Regions from separate parts of the Mus musculus genome. Here region 2 is linked to region 1. Evidence: chromatin loops called from intact Hi-C (ENCODE). Cell type or tissue: heart. All regions are shown on one strand. Each heading gives the region's core, and the rest is flanking DNA. Links, peaks and the distances in the headings are about the cores only.

Region 1 (14,595 bases), core at 2,365-10,364:
GAAAAGATGATCCATCCTGTCAGTGGGATGAAGAGCTCTGTCCAGAAACCCATCAGTAGTGCTGAAAAGGATTCTGGTTTCTTCATGTCTACTCGTACACCCAGTCATGGGCACAAGACTTGTAGTCGATCAGTTCTTCGGGCTTAAACCACAGATGGATCTCTTTCTCAGCACTCTCCACTGAATCACTGCCATGAATGATGTTCCTAAGAAAGAAAGCTCATTTGTTACTGTGTTTTAAGACTTATTTTAAAGAGTTTTTATGTATACAGTGTTTTGCCTGAATATATGCCTGCAAGCCAGAAGAGGGCACCAGATCTTATAGATGTTTGTGTGACACCATGTGTTTGCTGGGAATTGAACTCGGGACCTCTGGAAGAACAGCCAGTGCTCTTAACCTTTGAGCCATCTCTCTAGCCCTTGTTATGAGGCCAGAGTCCATTCACTAGATAACAGCATGGGGCAGACATTGCAGACCTTTTTACCTGACACTGAATAATTACATTCTCTGCCCCACCACCACCCCCACCCCCACCCCAAGCATTCCAAAACTGACCTTAGGACTGACACAGAACTTAATACTAGAATGCTTACCTGGACTATATGAGGCCCTACTCAGTAAGGCAAATAGTAAACCATTTAACTAAAACCCATTAGGATGGGACTAAAGAGACAGCTCAACAGTTATGAGTACTTCTTGCACTGGGTATGGTGGTGCACGCCTTTAATCCCAGCACTTGGGAGGCGGAGGCAGAGGCAGGCGGATTTCTGAGTTTGAGGCCAGCCTGGTCTACAAAGTGAGTTCCAGGACAGCCAGGGCTACTTCTTGCTCTTGCAGAAAACCCAGCTTTGGGTTCACATGGTAGTTCACAACCATGTTACAGAGCATCTGATAACCTCATCTGACCCCTGGGTGCACATAATACATGCAAGCAAAACACTAGGGAAAAAAAACTTTAAGGATACCAAAAAAGTACAAAGCTATATATAAAGGTGCTCAAATAAAAAGAGCTTAGTATTTATAACCCAAGATTGCTACTGCTAGTAAAGGACAAAAACAAAAAAACCAGAAGTGGGCAAGCCTCCAAATGCCAGTTTAGAGCCAGTCCTGCAGCTTTGGGGAGTGGGTAGGGCTAGTCCCAAATTTCCTATGCAACTAAAACTGACCTTGAAGTTTCTGATCATCCTGCCCCTACCTCCTTATCTGGTTTGTTTGGGTTTTGGAGGTGTGTCTTTTCAAGACAGGGTTTCGTTGTGTAGCCCTGAGGGCCCCGAAACTCCTTCCAAAGACCAGGCTAGCCTCAAATTCAGAGGTGCCTGGGATGTGCTGTGATTAAGGTCTATCACTCACACTAAGAATTTTTAGGAAGTTTTGTTGTTTCTTTAGTTTTTCAAGACCAATCGGTCTTACTATGTAGCTCTGGCTGTCCCAGAACTCCCTATATACCTGCTCTGCCTCAGGCTCTCCAAAGCTGGGAGTAGAGGTATGGGCTACCAGGCCTGGCTTTCGTTTTCTTAGAAGTAATTTACAAATCAAACCTACCATGCTTATTAGGAACAATCCCTTTATTCCATTTGTTTTTTGGGTTTTTTAAAAGATTATTTATTATATGTAAGTACACTGTAGCTGTCTTCAGACACTCCAGAAGAGGGCATCAGATTTCATTACAGATGGTTGTGAGCCACCATGTGGTTGCTGGGATTTGAACTCGGGACCTTTGGAAGAGCAGTCGGTACTCTTAACCACTGAGCCGTCTCTCCAGCCACCCTTTATTCCATTTGAATGTGCAAAGTTTGAGTACAATTTAAAGCTAAGGGAATCAAAGGGTTAGGTGTCATAGCCTAATAATAAATAGACACAGTAATAAATTGGATGAGGTTGAAACCCATTGTTTCCCACATAGGAAAAATCACATGCAGCTGTCTGCAGTGTCTCAATCACAACAATCGTTCTCAAGTTCAGGTTTTCCAAACCTTGGGATATGCCCAAAGTGTTATATATGCCACTTAGAGTTAAAAGTTCATTATCCCACACAGACAGACACACACACACCCTTACCTGCCAACTTGAATGCAGAAATCCCCACGGATGGTGCCTGGTTTTGAATCAGCTGGATTGGTCTCCCCCAGCATCACTCGGCCCGTTTTCACCACATTGAGCCCCTCCCAGACCTTCACCAGACAAAAGACAATTACTGAGACCATTAAAAACAAACATTCCTATTCATCCATCTATAAGATCAATGGGATGGCACTGTGGGCAGATAAGCCCTGCTGAGAGCAAGAGCCTGTTTTAAATATATAAGTAGGACATAGGAAAAGACTACTCACCAAATAAAAAAAAGGGGGGGGGGGAGACAGTCTGGGGACAGATCAGGCAGGGATCAGTGAAAAGGACCTAGTGACCTGAGAGGGCAAGGATTAATTATAAAAGAAACTAAAAGGACTAGTCTGGGAACAGAAAGTGCTCCGAGACAATTTTCCTTGCACTTTGCCATCATTCCCATGGGGACATCGAAGCCTCATAGAGACAGTCAAGGCCAGAGAACTTGGGCATCTCTGAAATCTAGGAAAAGTATGATCAAAAGTACCCGTGGGAAACAGTGCTCCTTTGAAAGCTGACTAGCCCTACCATGATTTGCCTTAAGCTCTTTTCTTAACCCTGTGTGTGTACACAACGTGTCCATGGGGAGTACTGGCGCCTACGCAGGCCAGAGGGGTCAGATTCCTGAAGCTGGAGTGGTGGGAGTCAGCCTATTGCCCAGCCTCTCCTAAAATCTGACTCCCTGTTCTTTCACCTTCCAAACACATAGTTGGCCAACTCCTGCCAGTCTAGAATTTCACTACTAAAGAGGTACAGAGTCCCAGGCCGGTCTGGGCCACAAGGCAAAAGCCAGTCCCAAAAGAGAAAGACCAGAGTATCTGCCCACCTCAGCCCTTCACAAGCACAAGCACTCACCATGGCCACCACGGGCCCCGAGTTCATGTACTTCACCAGCCCCGGGAAGAAAGGACGGTCTTTCAGGTCGATGTAATGCTGCTTCAGGTGTTCTTCAGAGGCCTGGCAGAGAGAGGAGCCCATTGGCGAACGGATCGGAAAGGCTTAGATATGGTTGTAGCCCACCCTGGGGGTGAGCTTGGGCTTTCCAACACAACAGGTCCTCAATCCCAGGTTTGGTAGTTCAATAAACTAACAAGGATCCATACCATGAAACCGACACTTATTGTGGCAGAAAAATCAAAAACCCTATACTGGTCATAAAGGCAACCTGAGCTGGGAATATATAGCTCAGTGGTCAAGTGCTCGCCTGACGTGTGCAAGGCCTTGGGTTCAGTCTCCAGCACCTGGTTTAAAAGGAGGAAGACTCCGTGCAGGAAGCACGTGGGGATCAAGTACAAGCATGCAGACCTGAACCCCCAGAACGTCCCACCCAGAGATGGGAGGTGAAGGCAGACAAGAACCTGGAGACTCACTGGCCAGCTGCCCCAGAGTATATATGCAGCAGTGACCAGGAGACTGTCTCAAGATGGTAGGACCAATGCTCGCACACAAACACACCGTGCACAAGACAAAAATTGCAAGTGTTTACAAAATGAGCTGATAGCTCATGCCTGCAATCCCAGCACTTGGTAGACAAAGGGGGTAACCCCAAGTTCAAGGCCAACCTGGGATAGAAACCTTGTCTTAAAAAATAAGAGCCAGTGGTGGTGCACCCCTTTGATCCCAGCACTTGGAAGGCAGAGATAGATGGATCTGATTTCAAGGATAGCTTGGTCTATAGAGCAAGTTCCAAGAAAGCCAGGGCTACAGAGAAACCCAGTCTAGAAAAACCAAAAGAAATAAAGACTCTTACATAGTCAGTGATGTTAAGGATCTAACACTATAGAAGTGGAAAGTACAATATTGACTGAATGTGTCAGTAACCCAGGTTCCCTGCTCAACAGAACCTTTTAAACATTTCAGATGACAAACTTTAGATTTAAGGATTTATGTGTATGGGTGGTTTGCCTGCATTTGTGCCTGGTGCCCAGAGGCCAGAAGACGTCAGGTCCCCTGGAACTGAAATTAGAGAGGGCTGTGAGCCACCCTAAGTACTGGGAACCAAACTCCTGATCTCAGCAATAAATACTCAACTGCTGAGTCCTCTCTCCAACCCCAAGAACGCTTTCTCTGTCTTGTTTTTGAGAGAGTCTGTACAGCCATGGTTGGCCTGGAATTCACTCTGTAGACCAGGCTAGCCTCAAACTCAAGAAATTTGCCTGCCTCTGGCTCCGCTGAGATTAAAGGTGTAAGCCACTATGCCCTGCTTTTTCTTGTTTTTACTTTAATCGTGTGTATGGGTGTTTGGCCTACACACTGTGCATCCTGTGCATGTCTCCTGCTCCAAGGCCAAAAGAGGTGTCAGATCCCCTAAGACTGGAGTTTCAGTTCTGAGCTGTCCTGTGAGTAATGAATGGGAACTGAACCCATCCTCTGGAAGAGCAAAGTGCTTTTCACCACGGAGCCTTCTCTCCAGCCCCAAGAACAAAACTGATGGCCTTTGTTATATTTCAGTAGATATTTAAACTTTAAAAGTAACCTCGTTGCCGGACGTGGTGGCACAAGCCTTTAATCCCAGCACTTGGGAGACAGAGGCAGGTGGATTTCTGGTCTACAGAGTGAGTTCCAGGACAGCCAGAGAAACCCTGTCTCGAAAAACCAATAAATAAATAAATAAATAAATAAATAAAAAATTTTAAAAGGTAACCTTGTATTAAAAAAAAAAAAAAAAAAACTGGGTCAAAAAAGAAAGAAAGAAAGAAAGAAAGAAAGAAAGAAAGAAAGAAAGAAAGACAGACCTGGGTCTCATGGGATCCAGACCTGGCCTTAAACTCCAGGTATAGGCAAGGGTGACCCAGATTTTCTTTTTTTTTTTTTTTTTTTTTTTTCTTTTCAAGACCGGGTTTCTCTGTACAGTCCTGGCTGTCCTGGAACTCACCTTGTAGACCAGGTTGCCCTCGAACTCAGAAATCCGCCCGCCTCTGCCTCCCGAGTACTGGGATTAAAGGTGTGCGCCACCACCGCCAGGCTGACCCAGATTTTCTTATCTCCACCTTTATGTGCTGAGATTTGAGCATGTGCCACCACACCCTACTGTTTAGGAGGGGTTGACTCTAGACCTCATGAACTACACCTTCAGCTGGTGGCTACATACCATGTCAAATAGTTACTATCCTATGCCAAGGAGAGATGCAGCCTAGGTCATCTGGAAGTTTCGGCTCAAGCACAAAAGAATTGCAATTGTACAGGGCGGGTTTCAGGCTCTCTCCAATCCTTGCTATCCCACATGACAACACAAGCCGACTGGAGACCTTTTGCGAGACGGACAGGACCAGGACACACTGTGGGAGGGAAGCCAGGCCTGGGCACCGACACCAGTCACGTTACCTCCACTTAAACCTTCCCAAGGGCGTCTGTCCTCCCCGGCCTGGGAAAGGGCCAGCGAGCCACCAACGTCTGGTGAGAGGCGGAGGTCAAAAGGATTCTCGTGGGAGTGAAATCAGCCAGGAGGCCTAACTCCGACTCCAAAAGGCGACGCGGCCAAACTACTGGCGGGCGAACCAAACTCCCGCCACCCAGCAGCAGAGGGGTAGGGGGCGAAGGGCGTTGTTACCCGAAGGAACTTCATGGCCACCAGGCGGAACCCCTTCTGCTCGAACCGTTTGATGATCTCGCCCACCAGGCCGCGCTGCACGCCATCTGGCTTGATGGCAATGAAGGTACGCTCGAGGTTGGCCATGGTCCTGTGGAGGCAAGAAGTGTAGTCGATGAGGCCCGGCCGACCCAAGCCGGCCCAGGAAGCCACGTGGGTTCCTGCCACCGCCGCCGCTGCGGAGGACACGTGGCTTTCCAGATACTTCTGCCCCGCCCGGGAGGCCCAGAAAGAGGACTGCGGGAGCCTGTGGTGAGCTGATGTCGGGGCGGGGAGTGCATCTTAGCCTTACCGAAAGCCGGTGGGTCGGCTGGTGTCTGCGATGAGCGACAGAAGCAAAGAGAATAGAACGACCACCAGCCGGCGCGGAGAGAGGAGGGACGCGGGGCGGGACGAGAGACGCCACACCCCGGAGGACCCCGCTGCCCAACCCGGGACGCTCAGGCTGCCTGGTCTTGCCAGTCGTCTCTGTCCCCGCCCAAAGGCTCGCGGTGCACGCCCTCTCCTTGCAGGGCTGCGGAGGGCTGCGGGGCAGGAAGTGATTTGTTCTCCACCCAAGTCCGCCTGTTCTTTGCAGCTAAAGGCTTCAGCTTTGGAGACCAGGTCCTGAATTTATTCCAGGAGACATCTGCATTCAAGCTTCCCTGAGACATCCGCGCCCAGCTGGACTCTCCATGCTCTGGGATACCCCGAGTTTTTCCTATCTCCGAAATTCAGCCCTCTGTTCTTTCCTCTCTGCTTGAGCTTAGCCTTCCTCACCCAAAATGACAACTTCCCTAGGAGCCAAGTCTGTCTCCAGGCCCCTCCTCAGAAGGCCATCTGTTCCTGTCTCAGAATGACTTTCGAATTCCTAAGATAACCCATGCCTTTTGACACTAGGGCCAGCTCCCAGCTCTCTGTCTCCTCACCTACCTTTCCTCTAGAGGCTCTGATGCCACCCTGAGCCTGGGATTCCTGCCCACAGAGCACTACCTACCGAGTGTCAGGCTACCCACCTCAACCTGAGACACCCCTGGCAAGATTCTAGATTTTTGTATATAAGTTGACGGCCTGCCTAGACTTCAGAGGAAATTCAAGGCCAGCCTGGTGAATTTGGTACATGAGACTACCTCAAAATAAGAAGCAAAACCAGGTGTGAGAGATGACACTTGCCTATAGTGCTAGCTTTTGGGAGGTGGAGGCAGGAGGATCAGGAAAGGACAGCCACTGCTACACAGTTCAGAGTCAGCCTGGTCTGTCTCAAAATATACAAAATGGGGTGTTGGAGAGCTGGCTTTGTAGTTAAGAGCCTTCCAGGGGCCAGAGGTCAAGTCCCAGCAACCACACACTTCAGGTGGCTCACAACTATAACTCCAGTTCCATAGAATCCGGTGCCTCCCATCTCCAAGGACATGCCCTTACGTGCACATACCCACATGCAACACACACACCTACACATAATATGATAAAAACAAGTTTTTAAGGAATACATACAAAGAGAGGGGCTGGAGTGGGTAAAGTGGTACATCCTTGGCTACACTAGAATTAAAGACCAGCCTCGACTACATGAAGGTAGGGAGCACTGAATATTTAGCTCTGTGGTAGGTCCACTTGTGTAGCATGCACAAGGCCTTGGTCCAACCTCCAGTACTCCAGACTCTGTATTCTCAGAAGCCAGGCCTGTCAACTTGCAGTCTTTACCTCCTGTCTTCTTGGCAAGCCACCAGTACCCTAAAGGTGCCCTCAGTGCCCACATCTGCTTCATTTCCATATCCAGACCACACCCAAAAAAGTTGCAGTATGTTGTGTGAACCAGCTGCTGCTTCTCCCAGCAGGCTTGGAGCCTGAGCTGGGGCCCTGAACATCCCAGTAAATAGGTTTAGGGCATTGCCCAAGGCACTGAGCCTAACTAGCGCAGATGAGTCAAAATGCCTGAAACCTCCTTCTCCAGCTCCATTGCATCAGCCCTGGCTAAAGACCTGCTTGGACAGAACAGCCCTCTGCTCACTGGCCATTAGGATGAGCAATTAAACTCTAAAGTTATCTCATACAGGCTCTACACACTGGGCACTTGAACCTACAATTTCCTTTTTTTATTTTTTTATTTCTTTGATTCCCAATGAACACTGATTTCAAGTGACTCTAGCCCTGGTCTCATCGAGAGAATATACCCTGCTTTGATGCCTCCCTGCATCTCTAAAGGAACCGGCAAGCTCTCTATGTTCTCTATGACACCAGTACTACTCACAACTTGAGATGAGATGAGGTCGGCTGACCTCCAAACTCAGGTTATCAGCCTTGTGGCTCCAGCCCAACTGGTCGCCTATAACTACTCAGGTGGGTAACAGCCCATCACACCTCTCCACTGTCCTACACCTCAATTAGCAGAGCATCCAACTAGGATGCACCGACTGCCATTTGCCCTCACTCTGGGCCCATTTCCTTCATTCTCAGCCTGAAGTGTGTGTGGGCTCGCATTTGCCCAGCCAGCTGGTTGGTTGCCTTTTGAGAGGATCTAGCTGCATAGCCCTGGCTGGACTGCACCAGTCTGGCCTCAAGCTTACTGAAAGCCTGTCTCTCCCTCCTAAATGCTGGGATTACAGACATGTGCCACCACTCTCCCATGTTTTGGAGTTACCAAATGTCAACTGTACTGAGAATCTGCAAATTTCACTGAACTTACCTGTCGGGTGAAGAGTCGGTTACCCCTTTGTCAGGTCACATACCTCCCTACCCCACAGTAGAAGGACCCTTCATTGGACACCAGCTGACGGTCCCAGGCCTACAGAACACATGGGTTTTCTGATCTGATGGTAGCTACAACGTCTCACAATTTTCTTGGTTTGTTGTTGGTTTTTGCTTGTTTTGTTTTTCCAAGACAGAGTTTCTGTCTTTCCCTGGTTGTCTTAGAACTCACTCTGCAGACCAGGCTGATCTCGAACTACCTACCCCTGCCTCCTGAGTGCTAGGATTAAAGACATGAGCCACCACCATCCAGCTTTTTTTTTTTTTAAAGAGAAGTTCTTGTATAGCCCAGGCTGGCCTCAAACTATAAAGCTGAGGACAACTCTGAACTTCTGATCCTACCTCCTGAGTGCTGGATCACAGTACTACCATGCCATTCTGCAGTGCTCGGGATAGAACCCAAGGCTTCGTGTATGTTAGGCCAGACTCTCTCTTCCAACTAAGCTACATCCCCAGCCGGTGGGGGATTGTTGTTTTCCGGTTTTGGTTTTTTGAGAGAGTGCCTCTGCCTCCCCAGTGCTGGGATTAAAAAGCATGCTCCACTACACCCAGCTGTTTGATTTGTTTTGTTTTGACAAGGTTTCACTATGTAGTCTAGGCTGGCCTGGAATTCATCCCCCTGCCTCTGTCTCCTGAGTGTTAGAATTACAGGCCTGGGCCAACAGGCTTGGCTTGGCATCTTTATTTCTAATGAATTCTCTGTTCCCAGAACAGTTTTCACAACCTCACACATCCTCCACACAAATTGTTGTCTGACTGTGCCAGGAGAGAACAGAACACAGGTGATAGGAAGGGAGATAGACAAAGAAATGCCCTTGTGTCTCAGGGTGGTGGCTCAAACCACAAATGAAAAGAATCTCTGTGTGCACATGAGGCCAATATAAGTAATTTGTAAAACATTTACATTCTGTCCACTCAGATTATCCAGAAGCCTGAAGGAGGTAAGGAATGCAGAGCTGTACAGCAATACAAAGTACAGATTAAACACTTTAATCTAACAGTGGCACGTAACACTGCACAGGGAGTCACAGCTCCCAAAGGTTCCTTCCAGGTCAAAGAAGTTCCAGAAATATCTAGGGTTGCTGGTCCCCTGCCTGTGAGAACAAGAGTAAGCAGGTAGAAAACCAGCACCGTCCTGTCACTCATAGATCCAGTTCTGCGCACAGCTCTTGTACTCCACCAGCTCCTCAGGCTGAAACCACAAGCTGATCTCCTTCTCTGCGCTCTTTACAGAATCGCTGCCATGAATGATGTTCCTGGGTGGGGAGAGAGGTGACATCATTACAAATGGGAGAGATAAGCCTGCCCATAGCCCCTTGCGCTCGACTATGGATAGCGGAAGGCCATGGCATCAGAAAAGCCAGAGTCCCAAGTACTTCAGAATGACATGAAAGAAGGACTTCCTGTGAGCAGCCCGAGCCTTCAGGGAAGATGCTGGTCAGACTCTCTGTCCAAGAAAGGCACAGCCAATGGGACCAAGCAAGCAAATCAGCTTCCGCCTTCAGAGGCAGGAAGACAAAATTAATATTTTAAAGTGACCTGAAACCTGGTGGAGTGGCCAGTGCCTTTGAGAGAGGGGTAAGGGTTTGGGGCATCAGAAATTCAAGGATAGCCTCAGCTACATAGCAATTTTGAGGCCAGCTAGCCTACTTTAGACATTGTCTCAAGAAACAACTAAACTAGCAGCAGAAGAGATGGCTCAGTTTTTTTGAGTTTTGGATTTTTTTGGTTTTTTTTTCGAGACAGGGTTTCTCTGTAGCCCTGGCTGTCCTGGAACTCACTTTGTAGACCAGGCTGGCCTCGAACTCAGAAATCTGCCTGCCTCTGCCTCCCGAGTGCTGGGATTAAAGGTGTGTACCACCACTCCTGGCTTGGGTTTTGTTTTTAAGATTGTATTTATTTTATGTATGTGCGTACACTGTAGCTATCTTCAGACACACCAGAAGAGGGCATCAGATCCCATTACAGATGGTTGTGAGTCACCATGTGGTTGCTGGGAATTAAACTCAGGACCTCTGGAAGAGCAGTAAGTGCTCTTAACCACTGAGCCATCTCTCCAGCTCAATGATGGCTCAGTTTTAAGAGCATTGGTTAGTCCTCCAGAGAATCTGGGTTTAATTCCTAGGATCCACATGGGGCTCAAAACTATCTATAACTCCAGTTCAGGGGAATCCAATGCCCTCTTCTACCCTCTCTGGGCACTAGTCACAAAAGTGGTACACATACATGCAGGCAAACTATCCATACACATAAAGAAAAAAAAAATAAAAGTAAACTTTAAAAGCTAAAATAAAACAAATAAAATGAACTGGCCTGCAGGTGGTATCGTGTTCATTTCTAGACTCAGAGGCTCAAATTCCTGTGGCAAGTAGCTAGGATTTGGAGAGGGGTGGAAAGCATCAAGTCTTACCTGCCAACTTGGATGCAGAAGTCTCCTCGTATGGTCCCAGGCTTAGAGTCTGCGGGGTTGGTCTCTCCAAGCATCACGCGGCCTGTCTTCACCACATTCAGACCCTCCCAGACCTCCAAGGACAGCAGAAGATACAGTCAAGGGAGAAACCCTCTCTCGGTAGAAAACCTGGCACATGGAAATTCAAAGCCAACGGCTCCTGGACCCCCTCATTCAACTAGACAAACAGAATACCTACTTGTTCCAATACTAAGGACGCTGGTCACCTACCTGTCCCTACTCTTATCCTCCCAAGATCAATTCAGACCCATCCGTGTGGCTTCCAGCAATCTTTTGAAATGGTAAATACTGCCACGGAGGTTATCCCACCACCCTAGAGGTAGAGGCAGGTGGATCTCGGTAAAGCCAGCCTGATCTATATAGAGTGTTCCAATACATCCAGGGCTTCGTAGAGAGACCCTGTGTTGGAAACACCAAGATATTGGAGATGCCAGAGTCATGGGATACCTGTCAAGGAAAGCTGCATATGGGTTGTAGAAACAGCTCAAGACAGAGAAGTGTGTCAGCCAATAATCCTGAAAGGAGGGCTGGAGAGATGGCTCAGCAGTTAAGAGCACTGACTACTCTTCCAGAGGTCCTGAGTTCAATTCTTAGCAACCACATGGTGGCTCACAACCATCTGTAATGGGATCCGATGCCCTCTTCTGGTGTGTCTGAAGACAGCTACAGTGTGCTCATATACATAAAATAAATAAATAATTCTGAAAGAAGGAAGGAAGGAAGGAAGGAAGGAAGGAAGGAAGGAAGGAAGGAAGGAAGGAAGGAAAGAAAGAAAGAAAGAAAGAAAGAAAGAAAGAAAGAAAGAAAGAAAAGGTGGAGGAGGACTCCTGAAAGGAGGAGAGATCAAAGAGCACGTTGGCCTCAGACGCGGAGATGCGAAGTGCAGAGGGCAGTGTAAGAGTTCGTCCTGCTGGGTGAGCTGGCTTTGCTTCAGGATTTCCTCCTGGTGTTCCCTTTCCTCCGTTTTGGAATGGCCATGTGTATGCTGTCACTGTATGTTTAAAGTATGTGATCTGTCTTTTCATTTGTTATTTTACAGGGGTGACAGGAGACTGCTTGGAGTCTCAGAAGAGACTCTGAACTTTGGACTTTTAAACATGCTGAGACTGACAGACTCTGGGAACCTGAAGTCCAACTTCAGGTTGGACTGAATGCATTTTTGCATTAAGATAGAGAGCTTCAAGTCTATGGGACCAGAAAGTGAAATGTGGTAGTTTGAATAAAAATGGCCCTGAAGGCTTATTTATATAGATTTGAATGCTTAATCACCAGGGAGTGGCATTCTTAAAAAGGATTAGCAGATGTGGCCTTTTTGGAAGAAGTGTGGCACTTGGGGTGAGCTTTGAGTTTTAAAAGCCCAAGCCAGGCCCAATGGCACCTTTTTCCGGGGCCTTCAGATCTGGATGTCTCAATTTCTCCAACACCATGTCTGCCTGCATGCAGACAGGCATGCCTGCCATGATGATAGCAGACTAAACCACTGAGACTGTAAGCAGGCTCTAATTACACTTTCTTTTATAAGAGTTGCCTTGGCCATGGTGTCTTTTTACAGCAACAGAGCAGTGACTAAGGCTGACCCTGTCTCAAAAAGCCAAAACAAATAAATAAAATGCTAACCATGCCACCTCCCATATCTTCCCAGCCCTGGTAATATAACAGCAGAGTCCTGACAGCATGTGGTCCCTGAACACTTCTCACCCCATCCTCCTTCTTACCATCCAACCTTCTGTCTGTCTTTAAAAAGCAAAGTTGTGTCTGGTGTGGTTATCCCAATACACTCTAAAGTGGAAGAATCAAAAGCTCCAGGCCAGCCTGGAGTACCTGTGGTCAGCCTAAGCTACATGGTGAAGTCTAGGACACAGGCTGGACGACCTATTAAGACTCTGCCTCAATGAATCATTTTTAGGAAGAATGAATGAAAACAGACACCTATTTTGTCTCAAAACTGTGTCTAAAGTATCTAGGAAGGAGCTTGGCATAGATATGGCAAGCTCATTCTTGAATAAGTCAGTGCTTGTCAACCTTCCCAATGCTGCAATCCTTTAAAATACAGTTCCTCATATGGTGACCTCCAACCATAACATTACTTTTGTTGCTACCTCATAACTGTAATGTTGCTACTATTATGAAGTGTCATGTAAATATCTGTGTTTTCTGATCATCTTAGGTGATCCTGTAAAAGGGTCAATCGAACCCAAAGAGGTCTTGACCCAAAGGTTGAAAACCAATGAGCTGAATATTGAAATTAACCAAGTTCCCCGTGTTCCATGGGACTTCAGTCACACCGGTCTCTCCTGATTTCTCCCAGTCCTGGGTCTTCAGCTGGCAAGCAAATGCACATTTTCTTTGTAGATCAGACAGGCAATTCTCATCCTGACTGGCTATCCCACCAGCCTGTTTCCTCTACAATAAAGAGGACCTGCCACCCAAACAGGAAATGCAACACTCGCTCTGCTCTACTCCCAAATGAGTCATTCCATCTACATCCCACAGACTCACCATAGCAACCACTGGTCCTGAGTGCATGTATTTCACCAGGCCAGTAAAGAAGGGGCGGTCCTTCAGGTCAGTGTAGTGCTCCTTGAGAAGGTCCTCTGAAGCCTGTTACAGAACATATGGTGAGGGGTTGGGGATTTAGCTCAGTGGTAAAGTGCTTGCCTAGCAAGCCCAAGGCCCTGGGTTCGGTCCTCAGCTCCGGAAAAAAAAAAAAAAAAAAAAAAAAAAACAGAACATATGGTGAGAGCTGGCCCCAGACCCCTAAGAACCAGAAGGCTGGTTTCTTCCCCCATCCCTCTCACTGCTCAAAACATGAGCTCGAAACTAGTTGATCAGATATAGCCAGATTCATCCTCCACATCAGGAGAGGGGAAGAGTGATGACCACAGAGCACTTCTGAATTTCCAATGCCGCAGAATAAAGTAACTTAGAGTTGAATCCAACCAGCCGGGCGTGGCATTGCACCTGCATTCCCAGCACTGGGAAGACACATATGCTATCCTAGCCTTCAGCCACCTGTTGTCATCACTTGAAAAAACAAACCTGCACAAAACAGGGATGCAGTCTGACCCTGCCTACTCTACAGGAGGGCTGGGAGAAGTACCAGCTAACATACACAGACTTTCCCTTCCCTTCTGGTGACACTCAATTCTGTTGACGGGTTCCAATAACCTTTAGCCTACAAGACTGAGCATGCTTTCTTTGGGTGGGGAGAGCCCAGGCTTCCCTTGCCTTCTCAAGTCCACTGCTGATGGGACAGTCCTTTAGAGACATGGCAGGGATCTCTTCCTCCATTCTTCACCAAACCCATAGCCCCAACAGAAACATGGGGGTAAGAGAGAAAAATGTTCTTATGGGCCAGAGAGACCCAAGTTACAGTGCCAGCCATTTCCCTGTCTGTGTTACCAGACGCATTATCTGACCTCCTTAAGCCTCGCTTTCCTCCTAGCAACTGTGAGGACAGGAATGAGTAGCTCTCGGAGCTGTCATGAGAGGTGGAGAAGAAAACAGGTACTCACTACTCACCATAGACTACAGTGCTTGATGAATGGCTACATCACTTCACTGTACCTCCAGGACCTAATTCACTATGCAAGCCCACATCTGGCTCTCATTATTCCACCATGTTCTCCCTTAGCATTAACAACAGTCTACTCCTTATACTAAAAAAATCATATAAGGAAACAGGTGGCTGGAGAGATGGCTCAGGGG
Region 2 (14,595 bases), core at 3,823-11,822, 71 kb before region 1:
ACTAGTATTCAGTACTGCCCCAAAGACATATTTATTTTGGTTAAGACACTGGCACTTGTGGAGAAATGTTAAACACCTACTTTGATGTAAGTACAATAGGCTCTATGTCACTGGCCCCACAGCTCTGCAGTCCAGTTACTATGTAGACGTGTATACTAGGACACGTGTGGCTAGCTTAAAATGATGGTGATCACTCTTATCACTTGGACTTTCTCAGCTGCCTCTTGTTTTTAGAGGCACAAATACATATTAAAACCTCATTTAGGAACAAAGTATACATAGCCTGTGTTCAAAATTACTGAAATTAAATTTTGTTACTTTTTAAGAAAAATTGGCTTCATTCATTTCTCAGTTTTACTTATTATTTTTATTGTGAATGTGAATGATGTGTGAGCATGAGCACGTGTGCCACAGTACAAGTGTGGCAGTCAGAGGCACAGTACGAACCTTTATAGTAGAGGTGCTTCAATTTCAAGGAGTACAACAATGGGGAGGGAGTGGGAACAGCATCATTCTTGTCTAATTGTTAACTTACCATATTACTTCCACTGCCCCATCTCCATAAACACACTATTTTACAGAAAGGAAAATGTTTAGCACACAGATCTGTTCGTTTGACAGATAACAGCTGAAGCACTGAGCTAGGGAAGCACAGGTTGCTACGATTAATGAATGTAAACAAACTTTGGTGTGGGTAAACCAAGTACTGGGGGTAAAAGTTTTTCAAAGTGCTTAAAGAAGGCGCAGACAGAAGCAAGCAAGTAGGTCATGCTTAAATAGCTATCATTTCTGCAAAAGAAAAGAAAAACCCAAGACTATTAAAGCAGAGTGTCAGGGAAAACACTAACCCCTCATACAAGGAGTTACTGGTATAAACGCATACTTATATAGACACAGACTGGATGTCACAGGTCAGTAACTGGAGAGATCCCAATTTCAACAACTCTCACCTTCAAGATTCCTCTTGGAAGAGACGTGGATGTGGAGATGAAATTCCCAGTCCTTTGCAACAAATCATCTTCATCCTCTTCACTTTCATCTGAGTCAGACAAACCCACAAGGCTAATCTTTACAATCAGTCAGAAGGCCCTTGACTCCCCCAAACTTCTCTACTTCCAAATGCAACTTCCATCCCAGCTTCACCACCTCAACTACTTTTTGAGCTGAAAATGGTAAAAGCAAAACAAACAAAAAAAAGATAAAGATGACACTGCACACGTGTGTGTGTGTGTGTATGTGTAGGTTTGTGTGCGCAGCCCGTTCTCCTTCCACAGTGTAGGCCTGGGCGTCAAACTGGTAGTACACACCCACACACCCCACACAATTAAAGCTTGACAGGGAAGAAAGACATACGAATGGTTACTGAATAAAAGGAAATCAAGTTTAAGCATTTCATTTTAAAAGAGCAACTCATAACCATGACAAAATCAGAAACAGAACAGAGATATGGCTTAACAACACACATGAAAAAAGCAATGCCAGCTCACTGTGTATGTGCACTTCAGTGAGGGATAAGTGGATTAAAGGAACTTGCCAACAAGCCTAACTACCAGTTTGATGTCCAGGGCCTACACTGTGAAAAGAGAGAATGGAATGCCACAAGCCATCTGAAGTTCGGAGCCAGAATAAGCTACATAAAACTCTGTCCCAAAAACCAAACAATCAGTGGAAATTCTAGAAAACAGTACTTGAAATTTAGCCTCCACTGGATTTTTTTTTTAAGTTTTTTTTTTCTTCTCACTCTGGCCCTGATCGCTCCAGCCTCTAGCCCAAAGATTTATTTATTAATTATACGTAAGTGCACTGTAGCTGTCTTCAGACACACCGGAAGAGGGCATCAGATCTCATTACAGATGGTTGTGAGCCACCATATGGTTGCTGGGAATTGAACTCAGGACCTTCAGAAAAACAGTCAGTTCTCTGAATGTTTTTAACAGAATCCCAAAATTAGCTGACAGATCAAAAGAAACATCCAGAATACTGTACAGGAAAACTATAGGTGCCTGAGTCTTTAATGCCAGAGGTAGAGGCAGGCAGACCCTAAACTCAGGCCAATCTGGTCTACATAGCTCACTCAAGAGTTTCCTAGCAAATCCTGTCTGAAGCATGCATGAATATCATACATCACTTCCTGGTAAAGCCAATAAAAAGATGTTAAGTGCTTCCTATGTAAGTCTGAGGACATAAAATTGAGTTTAAATGTTATTCTAAGCTTTATAACTCTTCACACAAATCAGATCTTGACTAAGCCATCTGTATTCATAGTGTCTAAACTCAGAGAGTTTAAAGTAAAAAATATTTAATAACACAAGCAAATCTTAAAACCTGCAGTTTTATGTTATCATCTGGGCTTGGTCTGACATCTGCTCTGCTGACAGACATCCCATTTCTGGGTGGACAGCTAGAATAGTTAGAGGTGTCTTCAGCGAGAGTTCTGAATCAAGTACCACTTATTTTTCCTTAATACGAAGTCATAAAACACAGTCCTGTCAAAACAGAACAAAATTCATTTATCCTCTTTCTTCCTTACAGTAAGATGCTACAGGTTGACTGTGCCTTGTCTGAATTGTTCTGAGCAGAGATTCCGAGTACCTGCACATACATGATAAAGTAGCTAAAGGATGACTCAAATGTAAACATGAAATCCACTTGTTTCATATATACCTTGTACATGTTGCCTGAAAGTGATTTTAATGATACTTCTGGTAATTCTGTGCATGAAACAGTTCCATAATGGATAACTCCCCACTCCTGGCTTTAAAAAGCCAGTGTTGCAGATGTTTCAGACTTGAAAGATCTAAAAGTTTCAGACTCTAGAACACGTCAAGTCTCAGACTAAGTATGCTCAACCTGTATTAAATAAGCCCATGCTACCAAAAACAGAGTCTTTACTCGGAAATGTCAGACTTTAAAACCAACATAAATGAGGGAGGCTCATCTAAAACACTTCATTTTTAACAGCTTGGGAAAACTCCAATAAAAACAGTACATGGAAAGGGACCTACTAGCTTAGAAACATCAACACTCACCATCTGAAGATGTCCTCCGCTTGCTCCCAGCTTCTGCCCAATCAGGTACTCCTCCCATGGCATGCTGGAATCTAAGAAGAAAAACCAAAGTGTTGCAGTAACAACACTGAACCTCTGGCACCTTTAGAGCATATATAAAATCTCTTCCCAAATCAATACCTTTGGTGGAGGGGGGGGGGGGAACCAAGCTCTCTGTACTGGAAACTCAGGAACCTCTCTGCCCATAGAAACCAATACTGGATACAGTACACCTCAATCCAAATTTGTTGTTAAATTTATGTTCAATTACATGACTATCCTATTTGCTCTAATCAGCTCATCCTATATATTTGGAACTATGTAGGCTGTTTGTAGTTATAAACCAATGCCAGCATACTGAGATACACAAAGAACATGCCTGAAAGGAAAATGTCTGAACACAAATGACTAGAATACACTGTCCTCAATCAGGCCCAGTGGCATAGGCCAACTGCTTGGGAGGCTAGGGGAAGAGGATATTAAGTTTGAAGCCTGCCAGAACTACAAAGGGAATTCAAGGTGCCATCTTGGTCAACTTAAGAAGAGACTCTCAAAATGGAGGAGTGGGGGCAGAAATATAGTCCAGCAGTATAATGCTTACTTAACATGCCCTTAAGTTTCAATCCCCATAAGTATTTTTATAAAACACTAACTAGGCCAGGCATGGTGGAACAAACTAAGCCCAGCACCAGAAAGGCAGAGGCAGGAGTTTCAGGGCAGCCTAGTCTACATAGCAAACTCTAAGACTACACAGAGAAACTCTGTCTCAAAAATCAAAAGTACAAAATAAAAATAAAAACACTGTATTTAGAACTTTATTATTAAAGTCCATATGCACAGGGCTTGAGCTCAATCCCCAGCACCACATAAAAACAGGTGTGATGCCATACACCTGTAATCCCAACATACATACATACAACATACATACATACATACATACATACCCAACATACACCTGTAATCCCAACTCTTGGAAAAAGCAGGCAGGCAGGATGATCAAAGGTCAAGATCATCTTCAGCTCTATAGTGAGGCCGAGGCCAGCCCAGGCAATGAGAGACTGGGAGAAGGTGGGGTAAGACTCCTCTGGCTACCAGCAGGTAATAACAGTACTTGTCACCAAGCCTAATGACCTAAATTCAATCCCTGGAACCCATATGGTGGAAAGAGAAAACTTTCTGACTCCAGGAAGTTGTCTATTGACCTCTCATACACAGTAAGGAGTGAACATTTTTTTAAAACAAACAAAAACAAATAATGAAATCATTATGTTAAAGAAAAAGCAATGAAGGTAAGTACATTGGTGGATTATGAGAGTCAACAGAACTTAATATTAATTGGTCAGCTGCTAGTTTCTTAGACATGATACTGAAAATGAAAGAAAACCTCCTTGATCATATGGTTTCTGATTCCCACAGAGGAATTCAGGTACAAAGTGTCACATTACTCACATCTTACTCTCACAGACTATGGAAACACAAATAAATAAATAAAGCCAACAGGGCAAAAGTTTTATTTTTTAAGTTGAGCCCATATATAATGAGTAATTCCATTTTTTAAAATTTTTCATATCCTGGTGAAATGCAAGCATAGTGCTGCTTACCAATAACTCCAGTACTCAGTAGGCTACGGCAGGAGAACCTACAAGTTTGATGTTAGACTGGGCTACTCAGTAAGATCCTGTCTCTGGGGGAAAGGGTTTTAGTAGAGTGAACTTACTACATACAAATGAATGGCCACACAACAGTATTACTGACTATATGTGATAGTATTTCAAGCTTTGTGGTTTTATTTTTCCTTCAAAATACCTGTATTTGTTGTAATTCCTGCCCAAAATACTTACATGAAGACACCAGGCAAACAATGCCTACATTTCATGGAATATATGACTATTCCAAAAGCCATTACAAAGCAAAGCAAAGCAAAAAAAAAAAAAAGGGGGGGGGGCTGTTGCTGTACCTCTTGGTAAATAAGCCACAGGAGAGAGGATACTTACTCTTCTTTAAGTCTCTTTTGAAGTTTATCTTTTGAAAGTTTACTTTCACTGGCATTTTTCATTATATCTTTCCGAAACCGATTGTTCGACATGTCAACTCTGTGAAGTAAAGAACAAACATTCTAAATTGTGAAGAGCTACCTTAGTATTCTGAAAAAACATTTACTAAAACACTAAAGTTAAATAGTGTAAGATGTGGAGTGTTTCATATATACCTTTCCCATTCGTCTGGACTCTCTCACACATTCTGGAAATATCTGAGAAAATGCATCCTGAATTACCTAGACACTATTCAAGTCTCTCTCCAAAATATCCTGGGCAAGTCAAATACACAAAAAGCAAACTATCAAATACTGCCTGTATTTTATTGGCAAGTGACAGTCTTTCTAATAAATGGCATTTTACAGTTAAATAACAAGAATAAAAACAATAAATCAAGATCTGACTATCTAAAACTCGAAAATCTCTGTTCACAAGAAAGGTGAAAGAATCTGGCTGAAAAAAGCATGGTGGCCCATGCCTTTAACCCCAGCACCTAGGAGACAAAAGCACGCCGGTCTCTGAGTGTGAGGCCAGCCTGCTCTACAGAGTGAGTTCCAGGACAGCCAGGGCTACACAGAGAAACCCTGTCTTGAAAAAGAAAAAGGTAAAGAAAACATGCAGTTAACAGGCAGTGAACAAGCTGTAAAGCTCAACAGCAACTTCATCCTTAGCACGAACAGCCTGGGTTCAGCTATAGCAAATCAAAGTTTCAAATGCCTATCGAAACTCAGTATGTAAGAAAGCTGAGACACTAAGCTCTTTAGTAAACAAAGATAATAAAGAACATATATATCACACCATCAATTTTCCTCAACACAATTTAAGAAGGGTTGCTTTCCTATTGTCAAATTAAGAAAGTCTACAAGCACCCCCCACCACACCCCCAAAAGAACCCTCACTGATCATAAGACTGAAATTCACACTTCTCCTGAGAAACTAAGTTCTTAGTCTCTGATCAAATACTACACATTTAAGAAATTTGAAAAACAAAAAAGCTTATTCATAAAAATGTTTTTCCGTAGTCTTAAAGCAGAAAAATAGAAAATTCATTTGATCAGTAAATTTGTACTTGGTTCATACAAGGAACAACTCCCCTTGCTTCCAATATAACTTTGCATAGAGAAAGCAAATACAGCGTGCTAGCTTTACCTGAAGCCTTTACTCAGTCCAGGCACCAGGCTAGAAATGCTCTATGCATCATTTAGTCCAACGGACTTCTGTGACAGCCACTGTTCTGACACTCATTTTACAAAGAGGTAGATTCCAAACTTGCCCTTGGTAGTCAGGAACCATCCAGTGAGGAAGGAAGCTAAGATGTAACTGAAATGATTATCTAAGCAGTCCATCCTGCACACGAGACAGGCAGGGAATGAGCTGTGCAATGAAACAGTGAGTACCTTTCTCTCAGATACGAATTATGAACCTTTTTCCTGTGCACCAAATGTTTTGGTTATTCATATAGTCATACTTTCCCAGGCAGTGATTTGTAAAAATCTACAAGTTAACTTTTAAAGTATCCAGAGGGATTCTGAACAAAATGACTAACTTACATTTCCTCATCTTCATCATCTTCATCCACCCAAACTGGCTGCTTCTTCTTCTGAGAAAAAATGTCTTTTGCTTCATTTTCCACTTCCGATTCATCTGAGCTTCCATGTAGCTGACCCTACAGAGACACACCATCGTCAAACCACTGTGATTCTCCAACAAGTTGCTAGCGCACACGCAAGCACATGCACGCACACACACTCCTTATACTACAATAGCCTATAGAATGCTTTTGCTTTCCTGGTGTGCTGATGAAATAATGTGATGGAACACAACCACAGCACATGCTGAAGGAGCACGCAGGAAAGGAGATCAGAACCACCATGAGGACAGGTGAGGCAGGATAGAAGGGGGGGGGGGGGGGGAAGTGCACGGAAAGCTAAAGACCGCAGTAGACAAGGGTAAAAGGTAAGCCGCCGGCAGGTAAAGAGCAAGCATCAAAGCCCAACAGTTACAGAGCCCGGGGCCTACTAGAATCCCACACAACATAGGCTGTGTCTCATAGCCTCATGAGGAGTATCTCTTGTTCTATGTGCTCCATCTCCACCTTCTTCAAACTTTATACCACACCCACACACTCGAAACCTAAACCTAGCACTCAAAAAAAAAAAAAAAAAAAAAAAAAACCCTTCAAATGATCTGAGCTTTCTCCCAACCTACAGGGCAGTGTCCAAGGAGCCAACTGCAGTATCCACCAGCACTGCTGATTTAAGATCTTTCAAAGCCCATCAAGTGAGTCCTTTGGATACAGAACTGTCCCACAGCTCTTAACATAACTGGTCTCCACCTCCCAAAGAAGGCTGCTGCAGCTCTCCATCAAAGCACCCACACAAAGGGTGAACTAAGCAAATGCTGATATTCCCATTGAGTCAGTCAGCTTACCCTATCTAAAAGACGTCTTCACATATATTTAAATCCCTTTCTCAAATGTTTTCATTTTCCTCTCCACCAACATACTTTAACTTTACTAGTCTTGTCTCTTTTATCTTGCTTTTTTACCACTACTAACACAAGTTCCAAGAGGGGTTCTTGTGGGATTCCTCCACTGCTGTGTCTCTACCCTTAGTCCAGGGACCAGGTATAGAACAAAAATAATAGCGCAAAGAGCATCAATCAGGAAGGATTTGCAATTGTTACAAGAGCTAGCAACCAAAGAAAGGTTAGAGATGAATACACACTGATCGTTCTCAAAAGCTGGGCGTGGGTATCACCCCGCGATGTTATTAAAATGCAGCTTTACGCCTTCTGCCCACGTATTGGTTCCATCCACTACGCGGAGTCGCGACAGGTGATCAAACGGTCACCCCTGTGGTTCCAGCAGAGGGTGTAAGAGCCCGAAGATGAGCGACTCTACTTTGCAGACATCCTTTGGCAAACCAAGCCGACAGTTGAGCGCCTGCTGGATGCGAAGCGCCGCAGCCCCTTTGGGGCGGAGAAAGGCAGCGTCCCCGCCCTCGCCAGCCAGCAGCCCAGAACCCGAGGCGAAAGAGCCGGACGGCGCCCCTCGGCGCCCGCGGTCGCCGGTCCCTCCCACCTGAGCACTCGCCGCCACAGGTCCCCCCCACCTCCAGGCTCCGCCCCCGGGGCCTCGCCTCCCGCCGCGCGCCCCGCCAGAGCGTGTGCCCGCTCGGCAGGCAGGCAGGCGGGCAGGCAGGCAGGCCTTCCTCACCCGCGAGCTCCGCAGCCGCTGCAGCAGCGCGTCCTCGTCGTCCTCGACATCGCCGAAGACGAGCTGCTCCAGGCAACGCTCGGCGGCCGGCTTATCGTCCTCTAGCGTCAGGCGGTTCCGCTGCCGGAGCCGGCTCTCCTCCTCCTCTGCCGCCGCCGCCGCGGATCCCGCGCTAGGGGCCGCCCTCGGCTCGGCCGGCTGTGTCCGTTGGGATGAACGGGCGGCCTTTGCGGGCGTGCTGCCGCTCCCGGGTCTGGCTTTCCTCCCCGGCGTTGCGCCGGCTCTCCGGTCTCGTCTCGTCCGGCTCTTGCGTTCGGGCGGCATCCTCAGGGCTGAGGGGAAAACGCCGACGTTCACGTGGAGTACCACTGCGCATGTGCCGGGGCGGCTCGCTCTTCTCCTCGGCCCGGCCCCGGGGAGCCGGAAGGAGTCTGCGCCGCCGCAAGCCACGTGACCGGCGCTCGCGCGCTACGTCACTCCCACTCCGTCCGGCGGCCCCGCCCCATGTGGGAGTTCCTCAGGGAAGGCCGATCTTCCGGGTGGAGGGGGAAGCGGCGTGACTGGAGTGGAAATTTTTCCCAACACAACTTCTCGGAGGCAACATATTGGAAGGGACTCGGGGAGGCCGGAGTCCAAATGGAAGTGGCTGAAAGAAACTTCTCGCCCTGCTGATTCTGAGCCCCGCGTCGTGCCGCGCGCCCTCAATTACCTCATCGACTTGTGGTCTTGGTACGGTCCTTAGAGTACGGCGCCTGCCGAGGGTCCCACGCTGGAGGGGAGAGAGGAGGGTACGTGGGGGAAGTGGGCCAATCGGGGCGCGGGTCACGGCGCAGGCGCGCTGGGGAGGGAGGGCTATGCTAATGTTGTTGATATCCTGGGGCCACCCGAGTTAAAAGGGGGGAAATCCGGGGGCTGCCACTGCTGTCGCTGGCCCTGGCCCAGCCGGGGGTCCCCCCTGTAGTCGCCGCAGTCCCGGGGAGAGGCACCGGCCCCCTGCTCGCGGGGGGGGAGGGGGCGCCGCGGGCTCGGGGAGCACGGACGGCCCCTACCCATGAGGCCCTGATGGAAAACACAAAGGATCTGGTGAGAGCCGAGCGCAGCGGCCGCTTTGTGTGCCAGGTTTGAGGGGGGGGGGCACGCCTGCGGCTGCCCGGCCCCCGGAACGCCGCAGCTCGGGGACCCCACTCGCGGGCCTGCTTCTTCATCCCACGCCCCCTCCGTCTCCGGAGCTCCCCTCCCCCTACTGGCCGTTAAACGTTCAGGGGTTCCCCTCCCCCCCTCAACCCCTGACTTAGGGTTCTCTTAGGGAGAAAAAAAAACATAAGAAAGTTTTTCCTCTGCTCCCTCCCAACCCCGTTCTGCTTGAAGGGAAAGATTAGATAGGAGACTTTGCCTTTTTTAGCTGCCAAGGGTGGGAGAGTGGTTTCTCGGGGGTGTGGGGGCAGGAGCATACAGAGTTTCGGGGCTTGGCTGGAGACGGAGCCCACCATTGTAGAGCCAGCGCCGAGAGGCATTTTGCACGTGGAGGTGCTGATACTGAAAGGGGGCGGGGTGGGCACGTGTGGGAGGGAGACGTAGGAGTGGTATCGGGGAGTCAGCCGCCAAGGCTGCTACTTGAGGGTTCCAAGTCAGTGGGCTTCCACCATCCGTACGTTCTCCTTTGTGAAAAAGAAATCCTGACATTTCAGAGTCGGAAGAGACACTAGAAGTCACCCAAAGCAGCCCAGCTTCTGACGAGTGGTAGGTAGTCTGACCTCTACTTAACCCTACATCCATATACCACGCACTGCAGCCTAGGAAAGCACCTTCGGTTTCTTTCAGTCTCTGATATTCACTTGCCTGCCCTTATTAGACCCTTCAGTCTCATTCATGTCGTGTCCTGGTTAAGTTGCTCCCTTTTTTACTTCTCAAATTTGTTCTCACATCCTCCTCACCCACCCACTGCTCATTGGCCTATATTTTGTATGCCAGGAAAGAACATCAGGGAAGTGGAGGGAGGGGGATGGGGAGAGTAAAGAGATGGTAAGGGCCAACTGAAAACTTTGCTGGGTCGGTATCAAGTGTGCTGCTTCCATGACTAAAGATGGTTGAAACTATTCCCTGGGAAGCCAGGGAACTGCTATGTGGGGGTTTCATGACTGTTTCACAAGTAGTCCTCTTTGCGATGAGGACATTTTTAACACCATATCCTTGGTACTGTCAATGTACATTATTTGCCTTTTGCTAAATCACTTTTTCTAAGAACGCGTAAAATTGGGCCTGGGGGAGGAATAGTACTGAAACTAATAAATACAATACTTGGAAGATACATGATCAAAACTATTCCTTCTCATCATTTTGACTCATGGTCTTTGCAAACCCATGCCCCCTCCAAAAGGAAGGCCCTTTCTCACAAATGCTTCTTGTAACGTTTATTTATTTATAGGATAGGATGCTGTTGGGGGGTGGGGGCGGGGGTGGGGGTGGGGGATCAGAGAACAGGTGGAGGTAGTCATCTTAACTTATGCCATGTGCGAACCAGGAATCAAACCCAGGTCATCAAGATTGGGAGCAGACACCTTTAACCTACTAAGAACTTGCTCGAACCTGCCTGTCTTCCCCTACCCCCACCCCACCCCTCATGTGTGTAAGTGTAAGAATTCTTAGACTTGAAATGTTTGTTACAATTTATTGTTTACTTTTGACTTTTTAATCTTTTTTTTTAATTTATTTATTATATGTAAGTACACTGTAGCTGTCTTTAGACACACCAGAAGAGGGCGTCAGATCTCTTTACGGATGGTTGTGAGCCACCATGTGGTTGCTGGGATTTGAACTCCAGACCTTTGGAAGAGCAGTCGGGTGCTCTTATCCACTGAGCCATCTCAACAGCCCGACTTTTTAATCTTTTACCCCTTACATTAATATGCACCAGAACTTAGCACTTAGTAGTTAACTTGCAAATATATATTGGCACCCACTGCTGTGCTTAACTCCCAGGAGTTGCTCCTGATACTGGTAAAGAAAAGCAAGCGTCTTCCTGTTCCCCAGTCTGTGGTAGAGGCTGGTGGTTTGCTCTTGTGTGTTTCAGACTGTTTACCTCACACCAAGGAGTGTTTAGAAAGAAAATAGCTGGCTTTTTGCACTGTCTCCTCTGAATAACAAATAGCTTCTATTTATATGGAAGCCCATATTGAAGTATTGCAAATGCCTTGCAGATTAGAGCAGATGCTGTCGCAAATAAGTGACTGTTCTTAATGTCTCTGGTGAGCCAGGGTTTCTAGCCATTTTCTTTCAGGGCTATTCACTAGTGTTTTAGCATGGATTTGAATCCTAGCTGTAAAAACTTAGAGCTATTTACGCACCAAAGTTTCAGTCAGTATCGCCTTCCAAAGTTTTTTCCTGCTAACTTTAAGCATGAACTGTCATGATAAAATTTGACTTTAAAAGCATTTGCATGCTAAACATACTAGACAGGAACAACTGGTTTTATTTTTAAAGAGGTCATTACTCTGTTTTTTATGGTTAGCTATACATGGATCTCATTATCTGTCTTCCAAGATATTTGGGTGTTTCCCTCATCCCTTAGTTACTTTTGTAAATAAAGACAAAGCAAATTATTTTAAATTGTGTTAAAATACAGCATTCAGACTCAGAATTGCAGTTTATGAGTAAAAACAGCATGTTAATGTCATAGTCATTAGAGTATGAAGTGACTGAAAGTACGAAGTGACTGAAAGCCAGGATTCCTCAGGTGATCTGAATAACCACGTATTAAGCGTGGAGAAGTCAGCTGTTTTGACTTGCTAATTCATTACTTCTCAGCTTTTTATCTTTACAACTTTTTACATGTCTGTCTAGGCCAAACATCGTGGTGCATGCCTTTAAGCCCACCACCCAAGCGTCCGAAGATACAGCTTTGCTTGGACTATGTAGTAAAGATACAGCTTTGCTTGGACTATATAGTAAAGCCCCCATTTCACAGAAGCAACAGGAGATTTAACCTTCCACATAAACTTCAAAGACAAGTTGTCTTTGGTCTTTGGGTTTCAAATACATGACCAATAAATGGGTAAAGCCAAAAGATTTTAAGTAGTTCCACGCTTAGATTTATATTCTAATAGGTCCTAATCTTTAAAGGTTCCAATTAACTTTTATCTTAAAAATGCATGTTTTACTGTCCTGTACCTCATTGTGGTTCATAGGCATGTACCACCATATTCAATTTATACAGTGATGGGGATTAAGTCTGGGGCTTGTGGGTGCTAGGTATTCTTATTAACTGACACTGCATCCCCAGACAAGAGTTTACTGCTTCTTTTTGTTTGTTTGTTTGTTTGTCTCTCTCCCCCTCCCGCCCGTCTGAGGCACAGTTTCTCTGTATAGCCCTGGCTGTCCTGGAACTCAATTTGTAGACCAGGCTGGCCTCGAACTCAGAAATCCTCTGGCCTCCCGAGTTCTCTGCACCACCACGCCCTGCCCCGGAGGGTTCTTAAAAAGTAAACAGTAAACTAACCAGGGCGTGGTTGTACGCGCCTTTAATCCCAGAAGTCGGGAGGCAGAGGCCTGCCTGGTCTACAAAGTGAGTTCCAGGACAGCCAGGGCTAAACAGAGAAACCCTGTCTCGAAGAAAGAAAGAAAGAAAGAAAGAAAGAAAGAAAGGAAGGAAGGAAGGAAGGAAGGAAGGAAAAGAAAGAAAGAAAAGAAAGAGAAAGGAAGGAAGGAAGGAAAAGAAAGAAAGAAACCAAAAACCTCCTTCCCTCTGCAAGAATATACTTTCTCTTCTGTCTTTGCTAGAAAGCGTAATGAAGGGTGAAAAGGCTATAAATCCACTTGAATAGTCTCTGAATGGAAGAAAGGGCTGTAATGATAGTTGGGGACACTGTCAGAAGAGGCTTGAGCTGCACTTCTGCCGTTGTCGAGCCCCATGGCCTTGTTGGATGGCATCAAATAGCTTTGATTTTTTTTCTCCTCATAATTGAAGAATTGGTATAGAATCAGTTGTCTAATAGAACTTTTCAGCTGTACTGGAAATGTCTGTTATCTGTATGGAAGTCACTAGCCACAGTGGCTATTGAGCACTTAAAATGTAGCTAATGGAAGGACGCATTCAATATTTTATCATACTGTTTTTATTTGATGTCAATTTAAACAGTCATATCTCTTCCAAATTGAGCATGTAGGTTTTGGTACAATGTAATCACTAAGTTCATCTCTTAAAGATTGGAGTTTAAAATACACTTTTCCTGGAGGTGGTTATTCAGTGGGCCTACAGTAAGGTCTGATAACCAGTTGGTCTAGTTTGGTTTCTATGTCTCACTGTCTCTTATGTGTCTCTGTCTGTCTCTCTCTCTCTTTCTCTCTCCCCTCCCCACCCACCCTGTCTCACACACAGGAATGTGTGTATGTAGAAGCCAGAAGTTGGCATTGGGTGTTTTCCTCTTATTCTCTACTTACTTTGTGAGACTGGCTCTCTAACTAAAGACCCCAGGGTTCTACCTGTCTGCCTTTCAGCAACTGGGGGATTGCAGACGCCTACTGTTGTGCCTATCTTTTATGTGGTGCAGGAGAATCTAAACTTGGGTCCTAGTACTTGGGCATCAAGTACTCTACCATCTTCCCAATCTAGTTTGGTTTTTTAAGACAAAGTTCTCATTTCAAGTCCAGTCTGGCTTTGAACTTGTGTGTGCTTCCACTTGAACATTGCTGGAGTTTTAGGTGTGTGCACCAAGCCCTGCCAAGAGGGTGTTTCATGTGTGTCCAGAAAGTTTTTTCTTACCAAATCAGTTAGGGAAACACTGTTTGATTTTGAACTCCTTTCTGCTTTTTAACTCTGACTTGAATGTTAATTTAGAATTTAGTGTAGTAAAAACAAGATCTGAACAAAGTGGGCAAATTGGTTGGGCTCTAGTTCTGGCTCTGAATTCATTTATTCATTTTGTTCTTAAGGCAAGTTGCCTACTGTCAGAGCTTTGATCTCTTCATCTGAAATATGAGGTGAGAATCAAGTCTTACTCTTTTCATAGGGTTTCTGTAAGCCTCCACTCAGAGATGTGATGATCACTGCAATTAAAAAGTGAGTAGCACTGTCAATGTCTTCCCAGATGTCCTTTTCACTGTATAAGTGCCACCCCATTATAAAGCTACTTGTATATAATAGTTTATTTAAAGCATTGTAGCCCCAATTATTTGACCCTACTTTGTAGACTAGTCATAGAGCAGGCATACCAAGTCTAGTAAACTTTTATACTTCTGTTGTTTGGCACTGAAGCTTATAGGCTAATATCTATTACTTTGCTTTTTTAATGTCCAATTA

The links. Peaks named below come from ENCODE experiments on the same cell type or tissue, not always from the same donor. Only the 100,000 strongest peaks of a DNase experiment are listed, where the experiment ranks them.
Region 2: a loop joins it to region 1, with 2.4 times the contacts of the local background. A loop is called at or near these places in 5 of 42 quality-filtered maps.

What each region holds. Positions count from the first base shown.
Region 1 is chr11:93,949,841-93,964,435 of GRCm38, forward strand. It overlaps Nme2 (NME/NM23 nucleoside diphosphate kinase 2), which reads right to left and starts at 6,416. Exons shown (of 5, transcript NM_008705.5): 1 at 5,986-6,416; 2 at 5,655-5,784; 3 at 2,960-3,061; 4 at 2,060-2,172; 5 at 1-206. The coding sequence starts at 5,780. The coding sequence ends at 89. Nme1 (NME/NM23 nucleoside diphosphate kinase 1) reads right to left here. Exons shown (of 5, transcript NM_008704.3): 3 at 13,387-13,488; 4 at 10,828-10,940; 5 at 9,085-9,673. The coding sequence ends at 9,556. In heart, for the core only: a CTCF peak has its summit at 5,664 (motif pointing right); DNase peaks (open chromatin) are centred at 5,491 and 6,161; H3K4me3 peaks cover 2,668 bases; H3K27ac peaks cover 2,053 bases.
Region 2 is chr11:93,877,034-93,891,628 of GRCm38, forward strand. Utp18 (UTP18 small subunit processome component) reads right to left here and starts at 8,733. Exons shown (of 14, transcript NM_001013375.1): 1 at 8,301-8,733; 2 at 6,634-6,749; 3 at 5,042-5,140; 4 at 3,030-3,100; 5 at 951-1,039. The coding sequence starts at 8,624. Mbtd1 (mbt domain containing 1) reads left to right here and starts at 9,138. Exons shown (of 16, transcript NM_134012.4): 1 at 9,138-9,383. RefSeq lists enhancers at 8,735-8,767, 8,962-9,004, 9,017-9,050 and a cis regulatory region at 8,748-8,755. In heart, for the core only: CTCF peaks have their summits at 7,921 (motif pointing right) and 8,504; DNase peaks (open chromatin) are centred at 8,098, 8,768, 9,088 and 9,808; H3K4me3 peaks cover 3,684 bases; H3K27ac peaks cover 2,499 bases.